2 separate regions of the Homo sapiens genome follow, and region 1 is linked to region 2. A link is a loop called in an ENCODE intact Hi-C map of the cell type or tissue named here. Cell type or tissue: endothelial cell of umbilical vein. All regions are shown on one strand. Links, peaks and the distances in the headings refer to the core of each region. The heading gives the core; the rest is flanking DNA.

Evidence for each region. Hi-C counts contacts between places; a loop is a spot of excess contacts. Peaks named below come from ENCODE experiments on the same cell type or tissue, not always from the same donor. Only the 100,000 strongest peaks of a DNase experiment are listed, where the experiment ranks them.
Region 1: a loop joins it to region 2, with 3 times the contacts of the local background. A loop is called at or near these places in 2 of 110 quality-filtered maps.

The regions. Positions count from the first base shown.
Region 1 is chr2:25,951,759-25,967,686 of GRCh38, forward strand. KIF3C (kinesin family member 3C) reads right to left here. Exons shown (of 8, transcript NM_002254.8): 2 at 4,585-4,686; 3 at 3,783-3,905; 4 at 2,509-2,627; 5 at 31-147. Among named protein-coding and RNA genes, the nearest start is that of KIF3C, 23 kb to the right of the region's middle. In endothelial cell of umbilical vein, for the core only: no CTCF peak of the experiment used is centred there; a DNase peak (open chromatin) is centred at 9,363; H3K27ac peaks cover 1,762 bases.
Region 2 is chr2:26,005,589-26,021,516 of GRCh38, forward strand. No RefSeq gene overlaps it. Among named protein-coding and RNA genes, the nearest start is that of RAB10, 21 kb to the right of the region's middle. RefSeq lists enhancers at 5,706-6,207, 6,208-6,707. In endothelial cell of umbilical vein, for the core only: no CTCF peak of the experiment used is centred there; no DNase peak of the experiment used is centred there.

The DNA.
Region 1 (15,928 bases), core at 7,229-12,228, 52 kb before region 2:
CCAGCCCAGACAGCTGGGTTAGAGACTCACACGCCGGCTGGCACCAGTGGCTGGAACTTCCACTGCTCCTCCTCACAGTCCAGGAAAAGCCGGTTCATGATCTTGTTCTTCTCCTCCGGCGGGATGAAGTTCTCGATGATTAGGTACCTGGGAGCAGGAATGAAGGAGTGATGGGAAAATGGGTGAGCGAGAGACCACGTGGTGCATGTGAGGGTTGAAGGATTAGAAGCAACAAGCCAAGAGGCAGAGGGGGCTGGGCACGGTGGCTCACGCCTGTAATCCCAGCACTTTGGGAGACCAAGGCGGGCGGATCACGAGGTCAGGAGATCAAGACCATCCTGGCTAACACAGTGAAACACCATTTCCGTCTCTACTAAAAATACAAAAAAAAATTAGCTGGGCGTGGTGGTGGGTGCCTGTAGTCCCAAGCTACTCAGGAGGCTGAGGCAGGAGAATGGCATGAACCTGGGAGGCAGAGCTTGCAGTAAGCTTAGATCACACCACTGCACTCCAGCCTGGGCGACAGAGTGAGACTCCGTCTCAAAAAAAAATAAGTTAATTAATTATTTATTTATTTTAAAAAAAGAGGCAGAGGCAATGTGGAGGTGGGGAAAATCAAGAAGTTAAGGGGAAAGGATCCCTACAGAAATACTGCAGCTTGAAAAATCACTGCTTCTAACAGGTACACAAAATTAGAAAAATGAATAAATACTTTTATTTGATAGCACAATAGGGTGACTATAGTCAATAACTTAATTGTATATATATGTGTGTGTGTGTGTGTGTGTGTGTATATATATATATATTTTTTTTTTTTTGAGACAGTTTTGCACTTGTTGCTCAGGCTGGAGTGCAATGGCACGATCTCAGCTCACTGCAACCTCCACCTCCTGGGTTCAAGTGATTCTCCTGCCTCAGCCTCCTGAGTAGCTGGGATTACAGGCACATGCCACCATGCCTGGCTAATTTTTGTATTTTTAGTAGAGATGGGGTTTCACCACGTTGGCCAGGCTGGTCTCAAACTCCCGACCTCAGGTGATCCACCTGCCTCAGCCTCCCAAAGTGCTGGGATTACAGGTATAAGCCAGCAAATTGTATATTTTAAAATAACTTAAAGAGTGTAACTGGATTATTGTAACTTGAAGGATAAATGTTTGAGGGGATGGATACCCCATTCTCCATGATGTGCTTAGTTCACATTGCACACCTGTATCAAAACATCTCATGTGGCCAGGCGAGGTGGCTCATGCCTGTAATCCCAGCCCTTTGGGAGGCCGAGGAGGACGGATCACCTGAGGTCAGGAGTTTGAGACCACCCTGGCCAACATGGCGAAACTCCATCTCTACTAAAAATGCAAACATTAGTCAGGTGTGGTGGTGGGCGCCTGTAGTCCCAGCTACTCAGGAGGCTGAGGCAGGAGGACCGCTTGAACTTGGGAGGTGGAGGCTGCAGTGAGCCAAGACTGCACCACTGCACTCCAGGGTGGATGATAGAGCAATATTCCATCTCCAAAAAAAAAAAATCTAATGTATCCCATCAATATTAATATATGCAACTACTATATACACACATTTTTTAAAATAATTTTTAAAACAAATTTAAAAATAATTTTTTTTTTTGAGACAGAGTCTTGCTCTGTCGCCCAGGCTGGAGTGCAGTGGCTCCATCTCAGCTCACTGCAAGCTCTGCCTCCCAGGTTCACACCATTCTCCTGCCTCAGCCTCCCAAGTAGCTGGGACTACAGGCGCCCGCCACCACTCTCGGCTAATTTTTTATATTTTTAGTAGAGGCGGAGTTTCTCCGTGTTAGCCAGGATAGTCTCGATCTCCTGACCTCGTGATCCACCTGCCTCAGCCTCCCAAAGTGCTGGGATTACAGGCATGAGCCACTGCGCCCGGCCTTTTTTGTTTTTGTTTTTTTTTTTTTTTTGAGACGTTGTCTCGCTCTGTCGCCCAGGCTGGATTGCAGTGGCATGATCTCGGCTCACTGCCACCTCCACCTCCCAGGTTCAAGCAATTCTGCCTCAGCCTCCTGAGTAGCTGGGATTACAAGTGCGCGCCACCATGCCCGGCTAATTTTTGTATTTTTAGTAGAGATGGGGTTTCACCATGTTGATCAGGCTGGTCTCAAACTCCTGACCTCAGGTGATCCACCTGCCTCGGCTCCCAAAGTGCTGGGATTACAGGCATGAGCCACTGCGCCCGGCCCTAAAAATAATTTTTAAAAAATTTAAAATCACTGATTCTTATGCAAAGATGGTAGCCTCAGGGCCTTCGGAGTTACTTTTGGCCAGCACCTAGCGTCCATTTTGAGGGGTTCATCAAATACAGGCAGAGGAGGTAGAAGAAACTCCAGCACGTGGGCCCATCCCTCAGCCCTCAGACGCATTTTATTCCTAAAGGACTCATGGGAGAGGAGACAGTCAGGATGAGGCCTTAGGGGAGGAGAGGCCTGAGTAATGATGGCTGGCTGTGGGGACCCGGGATGAAAAGAGCTGCGGGCCCTACTTGAGCTTGAGTTCGCGGGTCTGCTCGTTCTGCGCCTCCTCCAGGTCCTGCCGCACGCGGATATACTCATCATGCTGGTCCTGGATCTCCGCCTTCACCGCCTGCAGCTTGGCGTAGAGCTGGGTGGGGACAGGTGCCACTCAGAGGCTGCTTGGTGTGGCAACGAGGCCCCAGTCACCCAGCCTGGGCCGCAGGGCTGCAGGCTCAGAGTCTACCGACTCAGCCCAGGATGAGGCTGCGGGTCCTTTTCTGAACTCCCCGCTGTGCCCAACCCACCACGAATTGGGCTGGGCTATTTAAAGTGGTGCCCCGCCCTCCTTCACTGAGGCCTGTGACCATTGTCTGCTCTTTCTCAGCTGCTATCAGCATCGTGGAATGTTCAAACGGGAGGGGACCCCAGGGACCTTTTGGTCCAATACCCTCCTTTCATAGATGAGGAAGCCAGGCACAGACTTGCTCAAGGTCACACAACCAGCCAATAGAAGAGCCGGAACTAGGACCCGGGGCTTATTTGGAGACCCAGCTCAGGAAGCAGGAAGCCTGAACGAGTTTGGAAGGTGACCCCTCCCACTCCAGTCTCTTCAGGGGCTCTCAAAAGTGGGGTGTGGAGGTAGCATGGCCATCCTGCTCCTCTCCAAAGCCACTGAGGGCTGGGTCCGTGGTAACTGCCACAGTGGCAGTGCCTCTGCCAGGCCTGCCCCTGGGCAGCCACATCACCCACCCCGAAGGGCCTCCAGGTTTTTCCCAGAATCCAAGCTAGAGCTTTGCTGCTTCCTGCCCTAGACCCCCCTCACATGTACATGTCTTTCCCTTGCCACGGGCTTTGCAGGGTTCTGGTGAGCGGCTATTCTCATCCCTTGACATGTCCTTGAGGGCCTTACACTCCCCACCTGAGCTTCCCGGGGTTCCAGTCTCCTCCTCAGCCTCTCTGTATTCCCCTGGCCCTGCTCCAGGCCCAGCTATCCCAACTGTGACTCACTGGTGACACTGAACGGGGTAATCACCCAGGACCATGAAGATGGTAACGCTGGATACTGCAAGTGACAGAGTTTGCAGCCTGTCATAGCCCACCCTGGCCCAGGAGAAAAGGCTCTACTCCACCCCCAGCCCCCGCCTCCTGCCTCCCCCTGTTGCTCACCCCCGAGGCCAAGCCATGTCACTCAGGGGTTCAGCAGTTCCAGCCAAATGGGGAGGAGTCCCTGAAGCACACATCCCTTGGGCAGAGACTGCTGGGCCTCCAGCACACCTTAACCGGTCCTGCTGCAGCGTCTCACCTTCTTGAGTTTCTTGGTTTTGACCTCCACCTCCTGCTGCAGGGATGTGTAGGTGCCCCGGAGCTCCATAGTCTCCTCGTCCCGGAGCATCATCTCCTGCTGCATCTCCCGCTCACGACGTTTCTAGGCCAAGGACGGGCAGTGTGGCTCAAAGGAGCAGTGCATACTCGGGAGGGCCAGGAAAGCTCAGGGGACTGGCTCACTCTGCCTGTCTCGGGACCTGGCTTCACCATGGCCCATGGCCCACATCCACTGCTCCCACCCAATCCTGCAGAGCCCCTGGGAACCCTCCTCTCAGTTCCCAGGGCCATGCCTTTGCCAGGCTCTGCCCCATGTGGATGGAGACCCCAGCCCCTAAGAGCTGGCCTACTCCAGAGGCGTTAGTCACACAGATGGAGGCACATCACACTGCCTTCCAAGCTGCCTCACCCTCTCCCCAAGTAGTATAATGGTTGATTGGTAAGACCAACAAACTGTGGCTCTTGATGATTTAGGGAAACAGTCATACAGTTGGCAAAGAACTCACACCACCTTGTGGAAGGCCCAGGAATTAGTACCAGGTGGCTTGTGGAGGCTGATGTTATGGAGAGCTATCACGTCCTCTCGCCCACCAGCTAGCAGTGCCCCTGCCAAAGGGAAGACCCTGGGCTAGTAGACCTGTGGGACCCAGGGTGGCATGTCTGAGATTCTCAGCACTGTAATTCCAGAGATCCAGAGTCCACCATGGTTTACGGCCCTGCACCTCCCAGACATGAGCTGCAGGCCACACTCTCCAAGGGGACCTGGCACCTGGAGGCCCTACCTGCTCGGCAATCTCCTGCCTCTTCAGTTCCAACATCTTCTGCTGTTCGTTGGTGTGATCCATGATGTTCCTGCCCCCGATGAGGAGCTTGCTCTCCATGGCCTGGGGACACAGAGGGGTTGGGAGGTGGGCTTTGCAAAGGGTCCACAACATTGCTAGCTGGAGAGATTTTGCTTCCCTGCTCTGTGGTCCTTCTGGGAGTGGACACCAGATGTGTCCCAGATGGGGCCTTGTGGCTTTCAGGGAGAATGGAGTTTTCCCCTCTAGTGTCTCAGGTCCCAGCACAAGGCTCTTATTGTCAGCAGGAACACTAGGGAGGCACAGAGGGTGCCCCTCGGGGAATCTAGGGCAACTGGTCTGTTTGCTTTGGGTACACAGGAAAGGTTGGTCCACCAGGGCTAGGAGGAGGATGGGGGTGGCAACCTAATCCTGGCAACCAGGACCCAGCTGGTGTTGAGGATTGGGAAAGATAAGATACAGTCACCAGGTAGCCCAGCCTTTAGCTAACTGGCTTCCAACTCAGGAAGACAGCTCTCAACACAGGCAGCAGGAAAGGGTCTAAATCTTCAGCTGATGTGGAAAGCAGAAGAAAAGCCAAAGGGAGCAGACTGCACAGCAAGAAGGAACAGCACGGGCCCAGCACAGCAGGAGCTTTGGAGAGGGCCGGGAAGACTTGGTTCTACCCACTTACCTCGAGGCTTTGGGCAAATTAATCCCTTCAGGTCTGTCATCTACAATATTGGAACACCGCCTATGTTCCAGGATGGCTGGCAAACATTTGTGGAGCGCTAAGTATCTATTAGATGCTGAGCTAAGCCTTTAACACCATGGTTTCCATCCCCCCCTAAGAGGGACTATTCTCCTCCGCATTTAATAAATGAAGACATTGAGAATGACCAGCCTAAGGCCATGCAGCTATTGAGTAGCAAAGAGGAGAGATTTGAACCTCGTACCCCCAGTCTCACTCTGTGAAAGCCCCTAGTCAGTGCTTTGGAATCTGAAGCTGAAATAATGTCAGATTTGTGTAAACTGTGACTACATAAAATGTATTTTCAAGAGGGTGCTGTCGGCAGCCTTTCAAAACCTATTCTGGTTTGGGGGGGTGCCCGATTTGAAATTTTAGAAAATGAAAATAAAATAAGAAGAAGGTGCTGTCCCAGGGTACCCAGTTGTCCTCTGGCTTCATCACGGGCCTCCTGGAAGGTTGAAATCACCTTGAACCAGTGGAAAAAGCTGGCTGCTTCTCCACTGGAATTTTTCCCAGTGGAAACAGCTGACCTACCTGAGGGATCTCAAAGCAGGGGGTGCTGTCAGACTTGGGGAGCAGGAGACCACCTGTAAGAGCCACATCATTGGGAACACAGCCAGACAGGGGTTAACAGTGGCTTTTGGGAGGTCAAGGAATGGGCTGTGTGAGGCTTTGTCACCCAAAGACGCTGAGCAAGTTGGGCCCGCCAGAGAGGCACGAGCTTCATTCCAGCCCCACACAGCCTCAGAGGCCAAGGCAGGAGGAAGAGGCCTTGAGCCCTGGAGGCTGTCCATGCTGCCACACTGCAGCCGCCTGCGCTCCTGGTTAATGATCTCCCCTCTTACCGCATTGCCTTGCCACAGACCTAAACCCATCCTAGGCTCCTCCTTCACACTCCAGGTCAGCATTTGCAGGACCATGAGAGGGAAGAATCCCTTACACTGCATCCTCAGCGACTCACCTGCCTCGCCTCATCCCTGCCCTGCCTCTCATCCGTTGCATCTGGCCAGTGAGTCAAGGCCATCAAATCTGCTCCTCAGTGCGGCTCCCACCACCCCCCATTTTTCATTCTCACTGCTACCTGCTGGCTTCATTGCAGCCCCCACAACTCTCCTGGACCACTGCTGTGGTCTCCCCACTGCCTCAGTGTCCCCTTCCACCCCTCTGCCACATGACACCCAGGCAGATCCACTAAAAACACAACCCTGGGCTGGGGACGGTGGCTCATGCCCGTAATCCCAGCACTTTGGGAAGTTGAGGTGGGCGGATCATCTGAGGTCAGGAGTTCGATACCAGCCTGGCCAAAATGGAGAAACCCCAGCTCTACTAAAAAGACAAAAATTAGCTGGGTGTGGTGGCGTGCACCTGTAGTCCTAGATACTCAGGAGGCTGAGGCAGGAGAATCGGTTGAACTAGGGAGGCAGAGGCTGCAGTGAGCCGAGATCACGCCACTGCACTCCAGCCTGGGTGCCAGAGTGAGACTTCATCACAAAAAACAAAAAACAAAAAACAGCACAACTCTGAATGCTTGCTCCTTGGCTTCAAACTACTGAATGGACCTCCATTCCTTACAGGATGAAATCCAAGGTCAGCTGCAGTGACAGGCCCCGGGAGCTGGCCTGGCCTCCCGGTTCCTCTTACTATTCATGCTCTGCGTATGCTCTGTACTCCAGCCTCACCAAGAGAATTCCAGCTCCCTGGGGGCCCGGTGCGGTGGCTAGCGCCTGTAATCCCGGCACTTTGGGAGGCCAAGGCAGGCGGATCACCTGAGGTTGGGAGTTCGAGACCAGTCTGACCAACATGGAGAAACCCCATCTCTACTAAAAATACAAAATTAGCTGGGCATAATGGCACATGCCTGTAATCCCAGCTACTCAGGAGGCTGAGGCAGGAGAATCGCTTGAACACGGGAGGCGGAGGTTGTGGTGAGCCGAGATCACGCCATTGTACTCCAGCCTGGGCAACAAGAGCAAAACTCCGTCTCAAAAAAGAAAAAAAAGAATTCCAGCTCCCTCAATGGGCCATGGCATTTCACAAGCACCTGGGTTCCTCCTCCCACTCCACATCTAACTGGAAAACTGCCACTTTTTCTGCAAGACACACCTTGACCATTGGGAAATTTTCCCTGATCCCCTTGAAATTGCTCTTTCGGGCCCCCTCAGTAACCAGGCCATATTCCTACTATTTCTCATAATAGAATAATTATTCATTTACATGCTGTCCCCCCTGTGAGCTCCCTCATGGCAGCAGTCATATCTTACTCATATCTCTGGGTCCCTGGACTTAGCTCAGTGCTTGGCAGATAACAAGTGCTCAATACGTATTTGATGAACCAAACAGAATCCTTGGGGGTTGTCCCAGAGTGGGTTCCAGGTCCCTTCCTTGGGCTCTCTTTTTTTTCTGCAGTGGCGCGATCTTGGCTCACTGCAACCTTCACCTGCCACGTTCAAGCGATTCTCCTGCCTCAGCCTCCCACGTAGCTGAGACTACAGGCACATGCCACCACACCCAGCTAATTTTTCTATTTTTAGTAGAGATGGGGTTTTGCCGTGTTGGCCAGGCTGGTCTCGAACTCCTGACCTCAAGTGATCCGCCTGCCTCAGCCTCCCAAAGTGCTGGGATTACAGGTGTGAGCCACTGCACCCGGCCACCTTGGGCTCTCTTTATCCCAGTTTCTCCTCCCATTCATCAATCCACACTCACTGTCATGGGGCCCGATCATCTGGGGAACCTGGCAGGAGGGGTGGGGTGGGTGTGAGAGAAAAGAGAAGAACCACATGGAGGAGGCCCCTACTGTTGTGGACCATGGATACCTGATCCCCTAACTACTGGGTCACAGGTCTTCAGGAGCCTGCTGTCTGGCCTGGCCTCTGAATCTGGGACACGCTTGTCCATTTCAACCCTGAGACCCTTCATTTTCCCCAGCATTTTATGTGGCTCTAGCATTCTTTATTCTTTATAATCAAAAGACACTTGCTCTCAAATATCACTGCATGTTAGAAACACCTGGGGAGATTTTGTAACACTCCAGAGCCAGGTGTGGTGGCTTATGCCTGTGGTCCCCATTGTTTGGGAGGCTGAGGCAGGAGGATCGCTTGAGCCCAGGGGTTCAAGATCAGCTTGGGCAACATAGCAACGCCCTATCTCAAAAATAAATAAGCAAATCAAATAAGAAATTCAGACCTAGTGAATTGAGATCCATATTGTACTGAGATTCCCAGGTAATTTGGATGCACATAAATGTCTGAAAAGGACTGGTGTAAGGGGCATGCATATTATTAGCACTATCATTTTTCCAGTGAAAGCTCACAGAGGTTATATAACCCATCCAAGGTCACATGATGGCCCCCTCAGTAACCAGGCCATATTCCTACTATTTCTCATGATAGAATCATTATTCGTTTACATGCTCTCTCGCCTGTAAGCTCCCTTAGGACAGCAATCATATCTTACTCGTATCTCAGGGTCCCTGGACTTAGCACACTGCTTGGCAGATAACCATCTGTGAGCTTTCACTGGAAAAATGATAGTTATATGCCTCTCATTAAATTTAAATGGAGATCCAGCTGAGCAGGATGGCTTATGCCTGTAATTGCAGCACTTTGGGAGGCTGAAGTGGGCAGATCCCTTGAGTCCAGGAGTTCAAGACCAGCCCAAGTAACATGGCAAAACCCGTCTCTATAAAAAATATAAAAATGGGTCAGGCATGGTGGTGTGGGCCTGTGGTCCCAGCTACTCGCAAGGCTGTGGCAGGCGGATCACTTGAGCCTGGGAGGTTGAGGCTGCAGTGAGCTGAGATTGCGCCAATGCACTTTAGCTTGGGCAACAGTGAGACCCTGTCTCAAAAAAAGAAAGAGAATTAAAAACAAAAAACTTAAATGGAGACCTGGCCTAGGCCTGCCTGGCTCCAAAGCCCAAGCTCTTCCTATTGCAGGGGCTGTGGTGACTCCTTTAGGAAGCAGAACCTGCTAAAGGAAATCAACATGTTTCCGGCAAGAGGAAATGGTGTCTGACTAATCTCTGAGAGTTCTTTCAGAATGGGACGGAATAGGTTATTACAGCACATGGGGAAGCCAATGACCAGAACTCTGGAGGTTAAAGCACTCCTGGCAAGGCTGCACATCAGAGGTTATTCAAAGTTACATGGGGAGTGAAGAGATGGAGAAAGGGGAAGTGAACTAGGGAAAGGAAACAGAAATAAACAGGTATTTCTCTGGATGGAAAGCACTCAAGTGTGAAACAACAGGACTAATCTCTGAAGCTGTGCAAGAAGGAGTGCATGGGTGAAATACCCAACTTCACAGACACCCCCAAATCCTCCTAGGTGGTAAAGTACAACAGAATTTCTAGCCTATGTGAGCTGACAAAAAATGGCAGATGAGCATCAATTACAATTTTACATTTTGGGGAAAAGGAATCCTAACTCTACTAATTAAATGATAGCCATGGGCAATCAATTATAAGCCCTAAAAAGGGGAGGAGGAGGAGGAGTAACACTCCACTGTTCCCAGAAGACACTGGCTGAATATGCTGCCACAGCTAAAAAAGTCAGTAGCATCTGCCCAGGCACCATCATGAAGGCTTTTTAGAAACAAAACATTGTACCCTCATATAAAACCATGATGTGGCTGAATTGGGAGTACTGTGTGTAGTTCTCTTACTGCATCTCCAGAGACATAAAGCAGAGAGAAGATCAAGAGAAGGGAGGCTTAGGCCGGGCGCAGTGGCTCAAGCCTGTAATCCCAGCACTTTGGGAGGCCGAGGCAGGAGAATCGCTTGAACCCGAGGCGGAGGTTGCAGTGAGCTGAAATCGTGCCACTGCACTCCTGCCTGGGTAACAGAATGAGACTCCATCTCAAAAAAAAAAAAAAAAGACTCTGTTCTGAAAAGACAAAGAAAAGTTAAGAGGATAAGTCTGGAAATGAAACAATCAAAACTGGGGATGAAAAGGAAAGATCCAGGCTTTTCCAATCCATCCTGGCACATAGAGTAAGAGCTCACGTCTTGAGGTTTGACAGCAGCAGTTTTTAGGACAAACGAAAAGGAGTTTTACTGTTTATAGAAGGTAATACATTTACGAAATTTGTTACTTCAAGAGTTAACCCTGGAGGAAATACCAGTCTATTAAAGAATTCTGGGGACACGTTTTTAACCCTTTATTGTCTTTCTCTCCTTTCAGAAAAAAAGAATTGCACAAACATCAAAATCACCAAAGAAATAAAATGACAAATGCCACATATTCCCTACCATGGCTACTTGGTTTCTTTCATTTTCCCTGGTTTTTTTTTGTTTGTTTTTGTTTTTTTGAGACGGAGTTTCGCTCTTGTTGCCCAGGCTGGAGTGCAATGGCACGATCTCGGCTCACGCAACCTCCACCTCCTGGGTTCAAATGAGTCTCCTGTCTCAGCCTTCCAAGTAGCTGGGATTACAGGCGCGCACCACCACACCCGGCTAATTTTGTAGTTTTGTAGAGACAGGGTTTCTCCATGTTGGTCAGGCTGGTCTTGAACTCCCGACCTATGGTGATCCACCCACCTCAGCCTCCCAAAGTGCTGGGATTACAGGCATGAGCCACTGTGCCTGGCCCTTTTTTCACCTCTATGGACATAGTATAAACACAAGCTTATGTCTTGCTATTTCCACTTTACCTAATATATATATAATATAATATATATATAAAATATATGTTATATATATAATATATATTATATAATATATAATATATATAATATATAAAATATATAAAATATATAATATATAATATAATATATAATATATATAATATATAAAATATATATAATATAAAATATATATAATATATAATATATATAATATATAATACATATAATATATAATATATAATATATAATATATATAATATATAATATATAATATATAATATATATAATATATAATATATAATATATATAATATATAATATATAATATATAATATATAAATATATAAATATATATACACACATACACACACATATATGCATATATATACATATACATGTGTACATAGATACATGTATATGTATATATATGCATATATGTGTGTGTGTGTATGTATGTGTGTGTGTATATATATATATATATATATATTTTTTTTTTTTTTTTTTTTTTTTTTAAAGATAGAGTCTCACTCTGTCACCCAGGCTGGAGTGCAGTGGTGCACTCTCAGCTCACTGAAACCTCCCGCCTCCCAGGTTCAAATGATTCTTCTGCCTTGGCCTCCTGAGTAGCTGGGACCACAGGCACCCACCACCACGCCTGGCTAATTTTTGTATTTTATTGTAGAGACAGGGTTTTGCCATGTTGCCCAGGCTGGCTCAAGGGATCCACCTGCCTCAGCCTCTCAAAGTGCTGTGATCACAGGTGTGAGCCACCACTCCCAGCCTAATTTTTTGCTTTTTTAGGTGACTTTCTTAGAAAGGAATTTCAGAAGAGGACAAAGGGTTATAAACATTTTGTGTATCTTGGAACATATTGTCAATTATCATTCTAATGACTTAAACTACTGCCAGCAGTAAATAATGGAACCATTTTTATTACAGCATCATAGGCATGAAGTATTATTATTATTATTATTATTATTATTATTATTATTATTATTTTGAGACAGAGTCTCACTTCGTTGCCCAGGCTAGAGTGCAGTGGCGTGATCTCGGCTCACTGCAACCTCTGCCTCCCAGGTTCAAGCGACTCTCCTGCCTCAGCCTCCTGAGTAGCTGGGATTACAGATGTGTACCACCACACCTGGCTAATTTTTGTATTTTTAGTAGAGATGGGGTTTCACTATGTTGGCCAGGCTGGTCTCAAACTGCTGACCTTGTGATCCGCCCACCTCAGCATCCCAAAGTGCTGGGATTACAGGCGTGAGCCACCATCCCTGGCTCCGCATGAAGTATTATTATTTTAAAAATTTGTTATGGCTAGGCACAGTGGCTCATACCTGTAATCCCAACACTTTCGGAGACCTAGGCAGGTGCATCATTTGAGGCCAGGAGTTTGAGACTAGCCTGGCCAACATGGCAAAATCTCATCTCTACTAAAAAGACAGAAATTAGCTGGGCATGGTGGCGTGCACCTGGAATCCCAGCTACTCAGGAGGCTGAGGCACAAGAATCGCCAGAGGTTACAGTGAGCTGAGATAGCACCACTGTACTCTAGCCTGGGCCACAGAGCAAGACTCTGTCTCAAAAATAAAATAAATAAAATAAAATAAAAATAAACATTTGTTATAATAATAGATATAAAATCGAGCCTCTGCATTCATTTTATATTCTCCATACCTTTAAGGTGGTCTTTGTGGAGGCCTGAGCTTTCCTTTCCCAACATACTCTATATTGTGTTTTTAAAAACTTTTTGGTGATTTTTCTTTTTCCATTAGAGACGGGGTCTTGCTCTGTTGCCCAGGCTGGAATGTAGTGGCATGATCAGAGCTCACTGCAGCCTCCAGCTCCTGGGCTCAAAAGATCTTCCCACCTCAGCCTTCTGAGTAGCTGGAACTACAGGCATGTGCCAGCATGCCGGCTAATTTTTTTGGTGATTTTCAAGTGAAGAGATGGACCTCAGATTCAAAATGAAATTTTTTGTTTATTCAGCCTCCACCTTCCCCAGCTATCCACACCTAGGCCCAAGTCCTTCTCACTCAAAGGCTACCAACTCACCCAGTTCTTGAAGCCACCTGGACACTATCAGGCATAATTTGAGCTGCCAGTCAGGCCTGGGGTCTGATGCATTAGCCAAGCATGACTGCTGAGTCCCCAAGTCCCAGCCCTCCTTCCTCCCTCTTCCCCATTACAGGAGTCTCAAGACCAGCTCCTGGGCTGGTTTCTGCTCATCTGCTTCCGCGTTGGATCTCCTCTGTGGACCTAGAACTCTGCTTCACAATCTCTCCTGCGGGCTGGGCCCTGGGCTCCATAAAGAGAATCCTGGACGATGACTAACTGGCCACTATCACTCCACCCGTCTGTCCAATGCCCCTGTGTTTCTCTGCCAGCCCTGCCGGGACCCAGCACAGACGTGGTCTGAATGTCAACTGAATTTGCCTTATCAGTCACTGGCCAAGTCTTGCCCACTTGCTCAAACCCACACTCTCAGCCAAGCCTGGCTGACAGACCAGTCTTGTGCTGGGAAGATGGGGTTGGCTCTGGCATGAAATCTGTGGGTGGGCCTCAGTCCAGGTGCAGGGTCTCTGCTCCCTCCTTCTCCCCAGTCTCACCCCAAGCTGTCTGCTTCACTCCCATGCTCGGAAATATGTCATGCATGAGATTCCTTTCTTGGCTTAGAAATAGATTTTTTTCCTTTACTTTTTTATTTCCACATTTGTCTGAGGATACCAGTGGCCATCTCCTCCTTTCTCTCAGAGATCTTGAGCCTTTTCTTTTCTTTTGAGACACGGGATCTCGCTCTGTTGTCCAGGCTGGAGTGCAGTGGTTCACTGCAGCCTGGATGTTCCAGACTCAAGAGATCCTCCCACCTAAGCCTCCCAAATAGCCGCATGAGCCACCACACCCGACTAATTTTTTTAGAGATCTCTATCCTTAACCATCACCTATGAGGATAGGGAGGGACAGGGATGCCTGAAATCCCTGAGCCTAATTCAGTCTAGAATATACCAAGCAGAGGACATGAGAATGTGGAGTTCCTAGTCTTCAAGAGAACTTCCCTGAAGCTCTCAGCCATTCCAGTCAATGCTTCTTTTGTAATATTTCAGAGCAAAAGACTATAGGTGGGTGGGCCTGGGGACAGGATTGGGTTTGGTTCTGCTGATTCTAAACAAGTCCAGTGTAACTAAAAGGCCAGCACAGGCTGTGGGGGTGGAAAAGACAGGGCTGGGAGCTCCAGGGCACCATAGTCTCTCACTTGAGAGATGGATATGAAGGGCAGGGTAACCAAGGGGACTTTGGGAATCATCAACCCCAACCCCCATGCTTTATAGATGGGAAACAAAGGCCTAGAAGTGGAGTCCTTGAAGCCTGAGTCTCCTAATTAAGGAATCTGTCTAGATGCTCTTTTTTTTTTTTTAAGACAGTCTCATTTTGTCACCCAGGCTGGAGTGCAGAGGCACAATCTCGGCTCACTGCAACCTCTGCCTCCTGGATTCAAGCAATTCTCCTGCCTCAGCCTCCTAAGTAACTGGAACTACAGGTGCCTGCCACCACGCCCAGCTAGCTTTTGCATTTTTAGTAGAGATGGGGTTTCACCATGTTGGCCAGGCTGGTCTCGAACTCCTGACCTTAAGTGATCCACCCACCTTGACCTTCCAAAGTGCTGGGATTACAGGCGTGAGCCACCACGCCCCACCTGTCTAGCTGCTCTTATATTGACTATGTGCTTTCCAAATAACTTCCCAATTTGACTAAGGCTCTGATTCCAGGTATCAGAGGCAGGTCAGCTGCTGTGACAACAGCCAGGTCACTACAGGGACAATGCCAGCTTGTAGACACAGCCGGGGATACTCAGAGACTCACCTTTAACTATTCCAGGAGCAAATGGAGTGCAAAACCAGAGCGGGGAGAAAGGAGGCCCCAGTACTCATAAAGCACTGACGTGGAAAGCTAGAATGGAGACAGCCAGGCCCAGCCAGCCACTCTTCTGGAAAGATAGCATCAAGTATGATTTTACAAGGACAGAGAAGCCAAACAGGCTCTGCCCTGCCACTGCCACCTATCTGTGACATTCCGCAGGAGACAGGAGTCTCAGATGCAACTGGCCATGTGCCTCAACTGGGTTAACTCCTTTTTACCTTAATCGTCCTATCTGATGCTCACAAGAACCTTATGAGATAATGGTTATGATCCCCATTTGACATAAAAGAAAACTAAGGCCCAGACAGGCGAAGTGATTTGCTCAAGGTTTGGAGCCAGTAAATGGCAGAGTGATATTTGACCACCACCGCCCTAACTCCAAGCCCAATGTCCTTTTCTCTGTTCCATGGCTTTCTTCCAGGTTCAGACAGGAAAGCACCTTGGAGAGAAGCAGCATTTGGTATTTGTACCTTTGCCAACTCAGGAACCATCAGGAAAGCTCAGAGCCTCCTTGCTTTCTCTTTTGGCTGAAATAGGCAGGGCTCTGCTGCTGCTGCTTCTGCCTGTGTGAGAGTCTTATGGGGGTCTCTGAGATAAGTGGGTTAGAGCTCTTAACTGTGTGCTGGCAGGGAGGTTGTCAGGATCCCTAGAGTCCCAGAGAGAGGCTAAAAACTCTGGGAAAATATTTGTGGGAAGGGCCCCTGCACAAGTTCTGTGGTGGAATGATATAAAGGTGGCTGGGTGTGGGAGTCAGGGTGCTCCAGTCGGGCTACACACTCTGCCACTCTCTTTGCTACAAAACCTAGCTCTTCAGCCCTTTGGACTTCCACTTTCTCATCTGTAAAATGGGGAGAATACCTGCTACCTTTCAGGCCTTGGGTAAGAACAGCAAGTTGGGCTGGGTGCAGAGGCTCACGCCTGTAATCCCAGCACTTTGGGAGGCTGAAGCAGGCAGATCACTTGACCCCAGGAGTTCAAGACCAGCCTGGGCAACATAGTGAGACCCCATCTCTACAAAACATTTATTTTAAAAATTAGCCAGGCGTAGTATTGTGTGC
Region 2 (15,928 bases), core at 5,446-10,445:
ACTCTGGCCATTACACTTCATCTAAGAGCACAGGATCAGAAACATAAAATCTGTCTTCCAGGCCCCTCTTTGTCATTTATTAGCTGTCTGAATTCAAATAGATTGTTTAAGCTTTCTGAATTAGTCAGTACTCTTTTGGTAGCAAGTAACAGAAACCAAATTCAAACCGGCTGACGTAAATGAGGAGACGTAATGGCTTATCTCAGACAAATTTTAGGATAACTCAAGCTTCAGGCACAGCTGGATCTAAGGACCCGAACCATGTCACCAGGAAATGGTCTCTTGGCTGTTTTCCTCTGGGTTGGTTTTATTATCATCCCCCATTGTTTCAGCAAAGGTTCTTTTTTTTTTGGAGATGGAATCTTGCTCTGTCGCTTTGTTGCCCAGGTTGGAGTGCAGTGGCACGATCTCGGCTCACTGCAAGCTCTGCCTCCCGGGTTCATGCCATTCTCCTGCCTCAGCCTCCTGAGTAGCTGGGACTACAGGTGCCCGCCACCACGCCCAGCTAATTTTTTGTATTTTTAGTAGAGACAGGGTTTCATCGTATTAGCCAGGATGGTCTCAATCTCCCGATCCCCTGATCTGCCTGCCTCGGCCTCCCAAAGTGCTGGAATTACAGGCGTGAGCCATCGCACCCGGCCAGGTTCTTTTTTTGTTTTTTTGTTTTTTTTTGAGATAGAGTTTCATTCCTGTCTCCCAGGCTGGAGTACAATGGCGTGATCTCAGCTCACTGCAACCTCTGCCCCCCAGGTTCAAGCAATTCTCCTGCCTCAGCCTCCCAAGTAGCTGAGACTACAGGCGCCTGGACCACCATGCCTGGCTAATTTTTGTATTTTTAGTAGAGACGGGGGTTCACCATGTTAGCCAGGCTGGTCTCGAACTCCTGACCTCAGGTGATCCGCCCGCCTCGGCCTCCCAAAGTGCTGGGATTACAGCTGTGAGCCACCATGCCCAGCCTCAGCAAAGGTTCTGACTGTGAGTCTCATTGGCCTACTTGAGTCACATACCCATTTCTGGAGCCCTGGCCAGTGGTAGGCCAGGCCTGGTTATGCCTACCCTGGAGTTTGGATGGAGTTAGACCCTGGTTGGTGTGAGAGTGAAGAGACAGGCTTTTCCAAGGAAAACCAGGGTTCTAATTGCAGAAAAAGGGAAAAGGGATGTTGAATAAACAACATCAACAGATACTCTCAGTTCTCACTTTCCTTGTGAGTGGGAATCTCTCTTCTGCCAAATGTTCAAGCCTGCTGAGAAGATAAAAAAAAAAAATTAGAGATATGAAGTTTCATTGAAAACTTTAAAGTTCAACAAAAATGGAAGTGATTTTGAAGAAGATAATCTCTTTGACTTGCCTCCAACTGTTTACCTGTCAGATGCACTTTGTCTAGCCAAGCCTACCCTTCCTTCAGCCCCCAGCCCAGTAGGAATTGGACTTTTTCCAGCACCTAGAGCCTCTTGGGTACCTGGAGACCTTCTCAGCATTTAGATGGGCCACATAGTTTAGCATTTAATTAGATATGGACTGGGCCTGGTGGCTCACGCCTATAATCCCAGCACTTTGGGAAGGTGAGGCAGGTGGATCACTTGAGGTCAGGAGCTCAAGACCAGCCTGGCCAACATGGTAAAACCCCATCTCTACTAAAAATACAAAAATTAGCTGGGCGTGGTGGTGCGCGCCTGTAATCCCAGCTACTCAAAAGGCTGAGGCAGGACAGTAGCTTGAACTCGGGAGGCAAAGATTGCAGTGAGCCGAGATTGTGCCACTGCACACCAGCCTGGGTGACAGAGTAAGATCCCATCTCAATAATAATAATAATTAGATATGGTCTTTCATTGTCTAGGTTGTTTTTTAGGAATATTACAGTTGAGCCGGGCATGGTGGCTCACACTTGTAATCCCAGTACTTTGGGAGGCCAAGGCAGGAAGATCATTTGAGCCTAGGAGTTCAGGAGCAGCCTGGACAGCACAGTGAGACCTCATCTCCATTTGTGTGTGTGTGGGTGTGTGTGTGTGTGTGTGTGTGTGTGTGTGTGACAGAGTCTTGCTCTGTCGCCCAGGCTGGAGTGCAGAGGTGCAATCTCAGCTCACTGCAACCTCCACCTACCTGGTTCAAGCAATTCTCCTGCCTCAGCCTCCTGAATAGCTGGGATTACAGGCGCACACTACCATGTCCAGCAAATTTTTTTGCATTTTTAGTAGAGACAGGGTTTCGCCATGTTGGCCAGATTGGTCTCGAACTCCTGACCTCAGGCAATCAGCCCACCTGGGCCTCCCAAAGTGCTGGGATTACAGGTGTGAGCCACTGCGCCCAGCCCTCTATTTTTTTTTTTTTTTAAGAATATTACAGTTTATTTGACAATTCTCTCATGGATCATCAACACTTACAGATGAAATGGAAACAATGTTGCGTCTCAAGATAGCTCCTCCTCTCCTCCTGCCATGTTTAACACTCTCACTGTTCCCAGCTGGTGTCTGCTCAGGGAGTTCATGCTAATTTTAATTTTCTCTAGTTATTAGCTTATTTGAGAGAAGAACTTGTGCCTATTGTTCTCTACTCCTTATAAGGGCCTAACCCACTGTTGAACACATTTTAAGTCTGCAGTACATCTTTGTTGGTTGTTTTAAAAATGATCTTCTGAGCTGGGTGCAGTGTGCATACCTACAGTCCCAGCTACTCAGGAGGCCAAGGTGAGAGGATTGCTTGAGCCCAGGGGTTTTAGACCAGCAGGGCAACATAGCAAGACCCTGTCTCTAAAACAAAGTAACCAAAAGTAATCTTCTGGCTGGGCATGGTGGCTCATGCTTGTAATCCCAGCACTTTAAGAGGCCGAGGTGTGTGGATCACCTAAGGTCAGGAGTTTGAGACCAGTCTGGCCAATATGGCAAAACCTCATCTCCAATAAAAATACAAAACTTAGCAGGGAATGGTGGCGCATGCCTGTAATCCCAGCTACTCAGGAGGCTGAGACAAGAGAATCACTTGAATCCGGGAGGCGGAGGTTTGCAGCGAGCTGAGATCGTGCCACTGCACTCCAGCCTGGGTGACAAAGTGAGACTCAGTCTCAAAAAAAAAACCAACAAAAAACCAAAACAAACAAACAAACAAACAAACAAAAAGACACCACATACAGGAATAAAATGTACTGAGGAGACAAAAGAGTGTCAACCCAAGGATCTCTTTCAGAGGGGTTCCCTTAACTCTGGCAGGCCATGAGGATGATGCCTGGGAGCCCCAGGATTCTCCTGTTACTTTCTTGTGTCCTCAGAAACCACCCTGGTGACTCAGTAACACAAACCTAGGGTGTTGAGTGGGTGGGGCACCGCTTCCCACCCCAGTTTATCTGGTTTTCCCAGGCAGAATAGTACACTGAAGCTGTAGGCAAAGAGGAAGCCCAAGATAGGGGAAGGCCAGGGTGTTGGTTCCTCAGTTTGTTGAAATCAGAGTCATGAAGCAAGACAAGCCAGGGCTTGCTCAGCATTTCTCCTTCCTGGCATGGGTTCACCTCAGCCCCAATTCAGTGGCAGCTCTGTTGGTTCAGAGGGGTGAGGTATCCAAGAGGAGGAAGCTTGTACAATCCTGCTAGCAGGGGAGGGCTGATGGTAGGGTGGAGTTTCAAAGGAAGCCTCTGACATCTGACAAAGGCTGAGTCAGTTATATTGCCCCATCTCTGAATCTGGCTTCTCCTGCTCCTCTACCCTACCCATCCTGCCTTCCAGACACACCAAAGTTCTTTTTATCCCTGACCATGACAGGCATGGCTGCTGTGTGCAGCTTCATAGGTTGTGCACTGCACAGTTCCAGGAGGTGCTATTCCCATAGACAAAGGAGTGAATAACAACTCCAAGAATCATGCACAATTGTACCAGGCAGCCCCGAGCCAAGCCCTTTTATGACTTCCTTCCTTTCCACATATTGCTTCCCCTGCCACAACTGCCCTTGTTTGCCTTTCCTCCCCCCATTTCTTTATATGGTGCAACATCTAACACTTAGTTCTCAAATTCTGCCCAAATATAATCCTGGTGAACACAAACATAACAGAATGCATATGGAAGACCTGACATACAGGAGTCTCGAACTGGCACATTGCCAGCTCATTAAGCTTGGTAGTTTTATTATGCCTGTGGGGTGTTCTAAAAGGTAATGTAAGTAAAGTCCATTAGAACAGCTAAGATGAAAAATACACAATACTAAGTGTTGGTGAAGATGTGGAGCAACTGGAACTCTCATACATTGCTAGTGGGAGTGTAAACTGGATAGCTACTTTGGGAAACTAGCGGTATCTACTAAAGTAGAAGAGATACCTAGTCATGATCTAGCAGTTCCTAGAAATACATACACATGTACTCCTAGAAATATGCATACATACATAGGCTTCAAAAAAAGTGCAAAAATGTTCACAGCAGCACTATTTATAATAGCCCCAAACTAGAAACAACTCAAATACCCATCAACCTTAGAATAGATGAATAATATGGTATATTAATAAAATGGGGATGGGCACAGTGGCTCATGCTTGTAATCCCAGCACTTTGGGAGGCCAAGGTGGGTGGATCACCTGAGGTCAGGAGTTCGAGACCAGCCTGACCAACATGGTGAAACCCCATCTCTACTAAAAATACAAAATTAGCCGGGTGTGGTGGCACATGCCTGTAATCACAGCTACTTGGGAGGCTGAGGCAGGAGAATTGCTTGAACCCGGGAGGTGGAGGTTGCAGTGAGCTGAGATTGTGCCATTGCCCTCCAGCCTGGGCAATAAGAGCACAACTCCGTCTCAAGAAAATACAAATGGCTGGGCACGGTGGCTCACGCCTGTAATCCCAGCACTTTGGGAGGCCAAGGCAGGCAGATCATGAGGTCAGGAGATCGAGACCATCCTGGCTAACACGGTGAAACCCCATCTCCATTAAAAATACAAAAAATTAGCCGAACGTGGTAGGGGCACCTGTAGTCCCACCTTCTCAGGAGGCTGAGGCAGGCGAATGGCGTGAACTGGGAGGCGGAGCTTGCAGTGAGCCGAGAACTCGCAAATGCACTCCAGCCTGGGTGACAGAGCAAGACTCCGTCTCAAAATAAATAAATAAATAAAAATAAAATAAAATAAAATAAAATGAGATGTAGGCCGGGTGAGGTGGCTCATGCCTGTAATCCCAGCACTTTGGGAGGCCTAGCTGGGTGGATCACCTGAGGTCGGGAGTTCGAGATCAGCCTGACCAACATGGAGAAACCCCATCTCTACAAAAAATACAAAATTAGCTGGCTGTGGTGGTGCATGCCTATAATCCCAGCTACTTGGGAGGCTGAGGCAGGAGAATCGCTTGAACCCGGGAGGCGGAGGTTGCAGTGAGCCAAGATTGCACCATTGTACTCCATCCAGCCTGAGCAACAAGAGTGAAACTCCATCTCGAAAAATAAATAAAATAAAATAAAATGGGATGTTACATAGCAGTGAAAGGAATTATTTCTTCACACAACACACAGAAAAGGTCAGACACAAAAGAATACATACTGCAAGTTCAAAAACAGGCACTATGGTGTTAAAAATTAGAAAAGTGGCTCCCCCGTGAGGATGGGTAGTGATTGGAAAGGAGCATGGCGTTTCTGATGTGCTGGTAATATTCTATTTATTAATGTGAGAGGTGGTTGCACAGGTGTGTTTATTTTGTGAAAGTTTATTGAGCTGTATACACTTAGGATTTGTGTGCTTTTGTGTATGTGTGTGATGCTTCAATAAAAACAATTACTTAACAGAAGAAGACAATGTCTACTTTTTGCCATGATGAAGGAATGGGGTCTAGATTTATCCTCTCCTTAATCAAGCAAAAAGTTGAATGAAATATATGAAACAGTGGTTTTAAGACATTGGTCATTGGTCAACAGGGAACTCAGGACAGTGATCCTTAAGAGAAGGGAAACCAAGGAGGTGAGCAGAGCAGATGTCCCAGCTGGAGAGAGTGTCCAAGCTATAGCACAGAGAACGTGGGCTCCTGGAGACCTGCAGAGGAGTCCCCTGACTTTTTTATTTTTGAGACAGGGTCTCACTTTGTCACCGAGGCTGGAGTGCAGTGGTGCGAACATGGCTCACTGCAGCCTCAACCTCCTGAGTAGCTGGGACTATAGGTGCAAGCCACCACACCTGGCTACTTTTTGTATGTTTTGTAGAGACAGGATTTCATCATGTTGCCCAGGTTGGTCTCAAACTCCTGAGCTCAGGTTATCTGCCTGCCTCAGCCTCCCAGAGGGCTGGGATTACAGGCGTGAGTTATTGCGCCTGGCTTCCCCTGATTCTTTGGGTTCCAATCAGTCACGTGTGTGAAGAAACTACTGACACACTGGGGAAAGGAACCCTGGAGAGGAGGAGGAAATGGATCCGTCAGCAGAGCTTACACAGGCTGGGGAGAGCTGGTGTTCCCATTAACTAGAGTAGAAAGACCTTCCAACCCACTGGGCATAGAGTGACACACACTGAGGCTGTGAGGCTAAACCTGCAGCAGTGAGAGAAGTAGTGGGTCTTAAGTCTAAACACGGCCTCTCAGGGGCCAGGTCAGACTAGAGGGAAATTTGATCTGCTAAATCCTCTGAGATTGAGCTAAAGCTTCTTAAGTCTTCCTGGTATGCATGAGACAGGGAGGGTCTTAGAACCTCGGGTACAGCTGAGCCTGTGTGCAGGAATTCAGTAACCCCAGGTGTGGACTATCAGTTTGAAGTTATCTATTGATATGTTTGTTTTTCTCTTATGCGTCATCCCCTCATCAGCGCGTGCACTCTGTGAGGATAGAGATCTTATCTGACTGTGTCACAAGGGCTCCGACCAATGCCTGGCACGTAAATGGCACTCAATAAATATTTGTTGAACTGATGTTGAATGAATAAACTCGCTCTAAACCAAACCCACGAGGGAGAAACCAGATGCAGCATTATTCATTCATTCTGTGAAATGTAATTGACAATAGGCCCGAAGAAACCCCTGTCAGCACATTCCTTGCTTTGTGGAAGGCACACTTCAGAAGCTCAAAGTATATCCAAGAGTCACTTTGTAAATACAGAGTAGGGCTAAGGGGACTTGAAAGATCTTAAGAGCCTGTGTCACTGAGCTATGGCACCCCGATGAGTCATGCTTTCCCACACAGGGACAGGCATCCCTTGCCAAACAGGATCCTGCCTTGCCCAGCACTGGCCTCTCTTCCCTGTCACCGTGGGAGAAACACTGACAGTCTGTCCTCTCCCACTTCTCTTCTCGGTACTCCTTATCAATCATAATGCTTCGGTCCTTTCTACTTGACCTCACATAACAGTGTCTTAGATTACACAGTGTCCCTTACTCGTTACATTTTCCATGTGAATTTGGCCACAATTTCATACATCCTGCAAAAGACAAAATAACCTAGACATGGATCAAGACCTCTCACTACCTAAGTTGCAAAGTCCCTCAGTCACTGTCTCTCGATTTCCCTATCTTTAGAAAATGAAATAATGTACCTTTTCCATCTAGCCTACAGGGCTGTTAAGCAAAAACAAACAAACAAACAAAAAACTGAAGAACATGAATATGAGTGGCTCAGAAGTTGTGATTTAGGCCAGGCACGGTGGCTCACACCTGTAATCCCAATACTTTGGGAGGCCGAGGCGGGCGAATCACGAGGTCAGGAGTTCGAGACCAGCCTGGCCAACATGGCGAAACCCCATCTCTACTAAAAATACACAAAATTAGCTGGGCGTGGTGGCAGGTGCCTATAGTCCCAGCTACTCGGGAGGCTGACGCAGGGGAATCACTTGAACCCGAGAGGCAGAGGTTGCAGTGAGCTGAGATCGTACCACTGCACTCCAGCCCAGGTGACAGTGGGAGCGAGACTCTGTCTCAAAAAAAAAAAAAAAAAAAGTTGTGATTTAACCTTTCTAATTAAAGTTCTATACTAGATTTGCCACTAATGAACTACATGACATGAGATCATTTTGTCAGATGCTTAGCCCAGCATCTTATTCTTAACAAGCCTCCAGGAAATATTTATTATTGACATGGGCTCTATTGCCATGAACTGAGATACCTCCCACTTTCCCAAGGAGCATGCTTGAGGAAAAATAGTTGCTTTTTAGGTAACTATTGTGCTTTTGTTTTGTTGAATGCAAATGATATGAGGTGATAAACTTGGGACCATAACTGAATGGTCTGGAAGAAAAGAGGGAATTCAGAAGTTGTATACGGAAAGAGATGAAGGGAGGAAAGTTGGCAATATGGTAGTAAGGGAGAAAACTTTTGGAGGGAGAACAGGTTTAGCTAGTGGAGTGGAGGGATCTAATTAAGCTTTGCTTTATGGTGTGTGATGTAATCCTCTTCTGTCTTCCCATGAAGCCTTCAGTAAAATCTCCTTAGTCATAGGTATTTTTGAATTTGGATGTATTGGAGGGGATGCAAACAAAGTTCTCAGTTTGGACTTGAGTTGTATAAGGAGTGAGAGCAAAGACCAATCATCTCCTGGTTATATTATCAATTTTAAAATGAGGAGGTGAGGCCGGGCCTGGTGGCATATGCCTGTAATCTCAGCACTTTGGGAGGCCAAGGCAGGCAGATCACTTGAGGTCAGGAGTTCAAGACCAGCCTGGCCAATATGGTGAAACCCCGTCTCTACTAAAAATACAAAAATTATCTGGGTGTGGTGGCAGTTGCCTGTAATCCCAAATGCTCAGGAGCCTGAGGCAGGAGAATTACTTGAACCTGGGAGGTGGAGGTTGCAGTGAGCTGAGATTGTACCATTGCACTCCAGCCTAGGCATTGCAGTGAGACTATGTCTCAAAAAAAAAAAAAAAAAAAAATATATATATATATATACATAAACACATATATATATACACACACATATATACATAAATATATATATATATATATAGAGAGAGAGAGAGAGAGAGAGAGAGAGAGAGACAGAGACAGAGACAGAGAGAGAGAGACAGAGAGAGAGAGACAAGGTTTCCACCCAGGCTGCAGTGCAGTGGCACAGTCTTGGCACACTGCAACCTCTGCCTCCTGGTCTCAGGTAATCCTCCCACTTCAGCCTCCCAAATAGCTGGGACCACAGGCATGCACCACCATACCCAGCTGATTTTTTTGTATTATTAATTTTGTGGAGATAAAGCTCATCACATTGCCCAGGCTGGTCTCAAACTCCTGGCCTGACATGATCTGCCCGCCTCGGCCTCCTAAAGTGCTGGGATTACAGGTGTGTGCCACTGCTCCCGGCCCACACATTGCAATTGGTTGAAAGTCTCTTTTATCTACAAATCACCCCTCTGACACTTTTTTTTTCCTCACAATTTATTTGTTAAAGAACCAAAGTTATTTATAATAGTGATAAATTGATGAATTATTAAAGTTAGGCTGGGTGTGGTGGTACATACCTGTAATCCCAGTACTTTGGGAGGCTGAGGCAGGAGGATCATTTGAACTCAGGAGTTCAAAAACAGCCTGGGCAATATGGCAAAACCCTGTCTCTACAAAAAATACAAAAATTAGCAGGGTGTGGTGGTGTGCTCCTTTAGTCCCAGCTACTTGAGGGGCTGAGGTGGGAGGATTGCTTGAGCCCAGGAGGTTGAGGCTACAGAGAGCCGAGACTGCGCCACTGTACTCCAGCCTGGGCAACAGAGTGAGACCCTGCCTCAAAAACATAAAAAAATTATTTTTAAGGAATTATTAAAGTTAGATATTATTAAGTCAGCTATATCAGTACAAAATGTAGAGACTTATCTGCAGTTTGTGAAAAAAGGCCTAGGATTTTTAGCTGGCCACAAACCTATTAGAGCAAACATCATGACACAGTTGCCAAAATCCTAATCTACACTTAGGTTACATTAACACCAGTACATGTGTACAATGAAAAATGTGGTCGTCTTTTCTACTACACCAGGTCAAACCATGCCTGGCATATCATGCCTGATTGTGGCTCCCACACTTTAAGAGAGATTGAAAAACTGGAGTGATTAGACAAAGTCCTGACGCTGGTAAGAGAGCTATAACATCCCTCCCCTGGCAGGGGAGCCTGGAGGAAAGAAGGGGAAGGGGTAGAGCTGGCTGTTTGCCTGCAGGAGACTCAAGACAGTGGGTCCTTAGCAATGAGAATACACAAAAGGCAGTGATGGGAGAAGGGGCCCTGGAAAACCCACCTTCAGGAGTTTTAAGGCTAAAGAAAAGGAGGAAGAAGGGAATGAGTTAGTGAGAGAGTACACAGAAATTATCAGATCCAACTGTGTGGTAGTAGCCAGTGGGACAGACACAAATTAAGAGTGCATGGAATTATGAAGGGCTGGGCATGGTGGCTCACGCCTGTAATCCCAGCATTTTAGGAGGCCAAAGCGGGCAGATCACTTGAGGTCAGGAGTTTGAGACCAGCCTGGCCAACATGGTGAAACCACGTCTCTAATAAAAATACAAAAGTCAGCCGGGCATGGTGGCGGGTACCTGTAATCCCAACTACTTGGGAGACTGAGGCAGGAGAATCGCTTGAACCCGTGAGGCGGAGTTTGCAGTGAGCCGAAATCATGCCATTAAGCTACAGCCTAGGATACAGGGTGAGACTTCATCTCAAAAAAAAAAAAAGTGCATGGAATTATGAAGTCAGGACTGTGGTGTGGTCTGGGCTGGCAGACGACCAGAAAACAACTGGCCCATGTAGGTATAAATACAATTTATTGGAGACCATTGGTTTGGACTGAGCTCCTGCACTAGGTCCAACAGACCAAACCAAAATGAAGTTACTCATGCTGAAGTTTCATGTCACCAAGCTGAAATTAAGTTTATCTGACCTTCTAAGAAATCAGGAGAATGAGAGATAATAGCCAAATTTCCAAAAAGGCCAGTTTTAGCCAGCGTGATAAGGAAGTCCCCTCTGCTTTAACCTTTATGAGAAAAGTAACTTTGAAACGACGAATCCACTTTTCGTTTTGTTTCTGCTTTCTGTCTCTAAAACCAACCTCCTCTGCTCGGCTCATGGGAACATTCACTCTGCCTTGTAGAATGAGATATTGCCCAATTCTGGAATTTCAAATGAAAGCCAGTTAAAATGTTTAAACTAAATTTGTTGGAATTTTGTCTTTTGACGTGGGAATCAGTGGGAAGGTATTGGGACTCTGGTGTGAATGCCCAGAATCAAGAGTGGAGAGCTGGGCAGAGCTTGGTCTCAGGCCTAAAAGCTTTGATATCAGTACAGTTTGAATAAGAGCTGGTCCCAAGGAACAAGGCAAAGTGAAAGACACTGATTTTTTTTTTTTTTTTTTTTTTAGATAGAGTCTTGCTCTGTCGCCAGGCAGGGTTGCAGTGGCGCAATCTCAGCTCACTGCAACCTCCGACTCCCGGGTTCAAGCAATTCTCCTGCCTCAGCCTCCTGAGTTGCTGGGACTACAGGCACATGCCACCATGCCCAGCTAATTTTTTAAATTTTAATAGAGATGGCATTTCACCATGCTGGCCAGGATGGTCTCGATCTCTTGACCTTGTGATCTGCCTGCCTTGGCCTCCCAAAGTGCTGGGATTACAGGCAGGAGCCACTGCACCCAGCCTTTTTTTAAAACAAGGTCTTACTCTGTCGCCTGGGCTGGAATGCAGTGGTATGATCTCAGCTCACTGCAACCTCTGACTCCTGGGCTCAAGCAATCCTCCCACCTCAGCCTCCTGAGTAGCTGAGACTACATGCATGCACCACTGCACCTGCCATTTTTTCCGGATTTATAGAGAGAGGGTTTCGCCATGTTACCCAAGCTGGTCTCAAACTCCTGGGCTCAAGCCATCCTCCGGCCTCAGCATCCCAAAGTACTGGGATTATAGGCATGCACCACTGCACCAGGCAAGGACACAGATTTTTATTGTTCACCCACAAAGTGCTTCACATGCACTACTTTGTCTGACCCTCACGACAACCTGCAAGGTAGGTATTGTATTCCTACTGTACGGATGAGAAAAACTGAGACTCACAAAGGTTAGTTACTAGCTCAAGATCATGTATGCCTCAGTGGCAGGGCCAGGATTCAGAGCAGGGTGGCCTGGAGGTCTGAGGTTGGAAGCAGGTGTCACCTTAATGACTTAGGAATGAGGTCAGTGTCTGTGTCCTCCAATTATGGTGCCAGGCTCAGTCTCTACGAATGCCTGGAGAATATGTCAGCACTTACTGTAGCTTCATGTTTAGGCCAAGAAAAGGCTGAGATGAGATGATCCATGAGAGTTTTTCACAGAAACACAGACCAAACACAGAAGCAAAATCTTGGTCTTCATATTGCCCCAGACTTGTTCTCTTCTGGGACTGAACCTAGTGTTAGAATCCTGCTCTGCAGGAATAGGGGGGTGTCTTTACATTTCATTCTGGTTATTTGCCTAAAGCAAATCCCAGAGATACCCAGAGAGGGAAGACTTTCCTCTGCAGATGGTGGAAGATGCTGGCGCCCAGGCCATCCTATGTCATCTGTATCCAGACACAGATTCCAGATCCCTGTTCATGCCTCTGAGGACATGGAGCGGGCCTTTTAGCTCTCTTCAGAGCTAGAGTTTCAGGCATATGGTTGCTGCCCTGGATGACAAGGGTAGCACATGGGTGGGAACTCCAGATGCATGTAAGGGAGCAAGAAGCTGCCCACTGAGGAGAATGCTGGGATAGTGCAGGGCTGGGCTGGCCCAACTAGTTCAGCTCAGCCAGGAAAGGGCAGGTCAGATCTGGCTCAGCAGGGGAGGCTGTGTCGGGGAGTGGTGCTGACTCAGGGCCTGGTGAGTCAGGTGACAGCCAAGGACAGCTGTTGCCTGGGTGTTTTTAGAAAACTTTGGCTGCCAACCACTCTCTCATGGGTGCTTCTGCACCTACTCAGAAGCAGGCAGAAAAAAGGAGGGCATCTTCTGTATAAGAAGCTCTGGGTGAGGGGTATTAATATCTGGCTCTACTTATGTTGATCCTTCCCATGAAGTACCTAGAAAACGGAGCAGAAATTAATTGAGAGGCTTCCAAATCCCTTCTGAATTCTCTGAAAATCACTTATCTTTTCTGCTTAGCTCTTTTTAGGCACCTTGCCAGGTATCCAGCATAGAGGTTAAGAGAGCAGGCTCTGAAGTTAGGAGGGCCTGGGATCAAAACCTAATTTCATCATTTATAGTTGTATGACTTAGATCAGACTAAAAACAACTTTTAATTATGGAAAGCTTCAAATATATATGAATGACACACATTAGTATGATGAACCTCCATATACTCATTATCCAGCTTGAATAATCATTAACCCACTGTAACTTTATTTCATCTATACTCTACTTATCCCCTTTGCTCCCACTTATTTTGAAGGAAATACCAGGCATCATCACATTCCATCTCTTTTTTTCTTTTTTTTTTGAGACGGAGTCTTGCTCTGTTGCCCAGGCTGGAGTGCAGTGGTGCAATCTCAGCTCACTGCAGCCTCCTCCTCTTGGGTTCAATGATTCTCCTGCCTCAGCCTCCTGAGTAGCTGAGATTACAGGTGCCCGCCACCATGCCTGGCTAATTTTTGTATTTTTAGTAGAGATGGCGTTTCACCATATTGGCCAGGCTGGTCTCGAACTCCTGATGTCAGGTGATCCACTCGCCTCAGCTTCCCAAAGTGCTGGGATTACAGGCATGAGCCACTGCACCCCACCTTCCATGTCTTTTCACATCTTTTTCTTTTCTTTTCTTTTTTTTTTTTTTGAGATAGAGTCTTGCTCTGCTGCCCAGGCTGGAGTGTGGTGGTGCAATCTCGGTTCACTGCAACCTCCGCCTCCCAGGCTCAAGCAATCCTCCCACCTCAGCCTCCCTACCAGCTGGGACTACAGGTGCATACCACCTTGCCCTGCTAATTTTTGTATTTTTTGTAGAGACGGGGTTTCACCATGTTGCCCAGTCTGGTCTTGAACCCTGGGCCTCAAGCAATGTGCCAGATTTGGTCTTCCAAAGTGCTGGGATTACAGGTGTGAGACACCATGCCCGGCCTCTTTTAACCTATTTAAACACTTGTTTCTTCATCTGAAAATGGGGATGATCATAGTTCCTACATCAATGTATTATTGTGAAGTCATGCCTCTAAAGGGCCAGAACAATGCAGGAACTCCATAAATGAAAACTCATGTTGTTAGATAAAATATAAAAATACCCCAGGCATGGTGGCTCACGCCTCTAATTCCAGAACTTTGGGAGGCTGAGGCAGGAGGACTGCTTGAGGCCAGGAGTTCAAGACCAGCCTGGGAAACATAGTGAGACCCCATCTCCACTTAAAAAAAAAAAAAATTAGCTGGGTGTAGTGACTCACACCTGTAATCTCAGCTACTTGGGAGGCTGAGGCAGGATGATCACTTGAGCACAGGAGTTTGAGGCCACAGTTAGTTATGATTGAGCTATTGTATTCCAGCCTGGGTGACAGAGTGAGACCCGCCTAAAAAGAAATTAGCTGGGTGTGATGGCACACACCTGTAATCCCAGCTACACGGGAGGCTGAGGCAGGAGAATCAGCTTGAACCCAGGAGGCAGAGGTTGCAGTGGGCCAAGATGGTGCCACTGCACTCCAGCCTGGACAGAGCAAGACTGAGTCTCAAAACAAGCAAACAAACAAACAAGCAAACAAACAAAAAAGGGAGCCTCTGCAACTTTCCTATCTCTTTGCCTGTGTCCCTCTTTCCTCCTGGTGACCCTCCCTTCCAGCATCTGAGGACTCTGCCCTGCCAGCACGAGGCCCACTGCTGACATCATGACAGGGTTAGGATGACTGCCCAACCTGTCTAGGCCTCAGGATGGGCTGGGAGCACAGGTCACCTGAACCTGGGGTAGAGGGGGCTAGAAAGAGGCAGTGGAGACCCAGGAAAGAGGAACCGAGGCTGCAGCAGCCTTGGAGGGCAGGCAGGAGCCAAGTTTCAGCAGAGGTGCAGCACATTCAAGTGGCAAGGTCAGCAGAAGGTGGGAAAGAGGAAGTGGACGTGCACAAATGTCAGGTAGAGCTGGAGTCATCCTGGGAATTTTACCAGAAACAAGTGTATCAGTCACGGGTTTTGGTTGCAACAGAAACTGATATTTGGCATTTAGAAGCAGAACATACATTTACTGAAAGGCTATTGGGAAGCTCTCAGAATTACTGGGAAGGCTAGAGAAACAGGCTCAGGGATCTGGGGAAAGCAACAGGCCACAGATTCAGTCTGTTAGGCCAAGCAGTGAGTCCATCACTGCCCCTGCCGGACCCCAAAGAGATTCTGTAGCCTATAGCACCATGGTGGCCAGCACTGGACTTGGGATCCCATCCAGCTCTGGGGTCCAGAGGTGGCCCAGAAACCAAGTGCTACTGCTCTCAGTCGCCCTCACTGTGCCTGCTTCTTTGTGTAGCTGTACACCTGTAATCCCAGCTACTCAGGAGGCTGAGGCAGAAGAATGACTCGAACCCGGGAGGTGGAGGTTGCAGTGAGCTGAGATTGTGCCACTGCCCTCCAGCCTGGGCGACTGGGTAAGACTCCATCTCAAAAAAAGAAAAAAAAAAAAAAGAAAGAAAGAAATAGCATCCCTATTTGGCCTTCAAGGACACAGGGCAGGTTTGCCCTGTGGACACCAGTGCCCTGAGGGAGGGCAAAAGGTAGTGGAACCCTGAATGCATAAGCTACATGGGCAAAAGTCTGGCTTCCTCTTGGGAGTATTTTTTCTTTTATTTTTATTTTCAATGTTTGTGGGTACATAGTAGGTGTATATATTTATTGGGTACATGAGGTGTTTTGATACAGACATGAAATGTGAAAGAAGCACATCATGGAAAATGGGGTATCCATCCCCCCAAGCATTTATCCTTTGAGTTACAAACAGTAAAATTATACTCCTTTAAGTTATTATTATTATTTTTTGAGACAGAATCTTGCTCTGTCACCCAGGCTGGAGTGCAGTGGCGCGATCTCAGCTCACTGCAACCTCCACCTCCCAGATTCAAGCG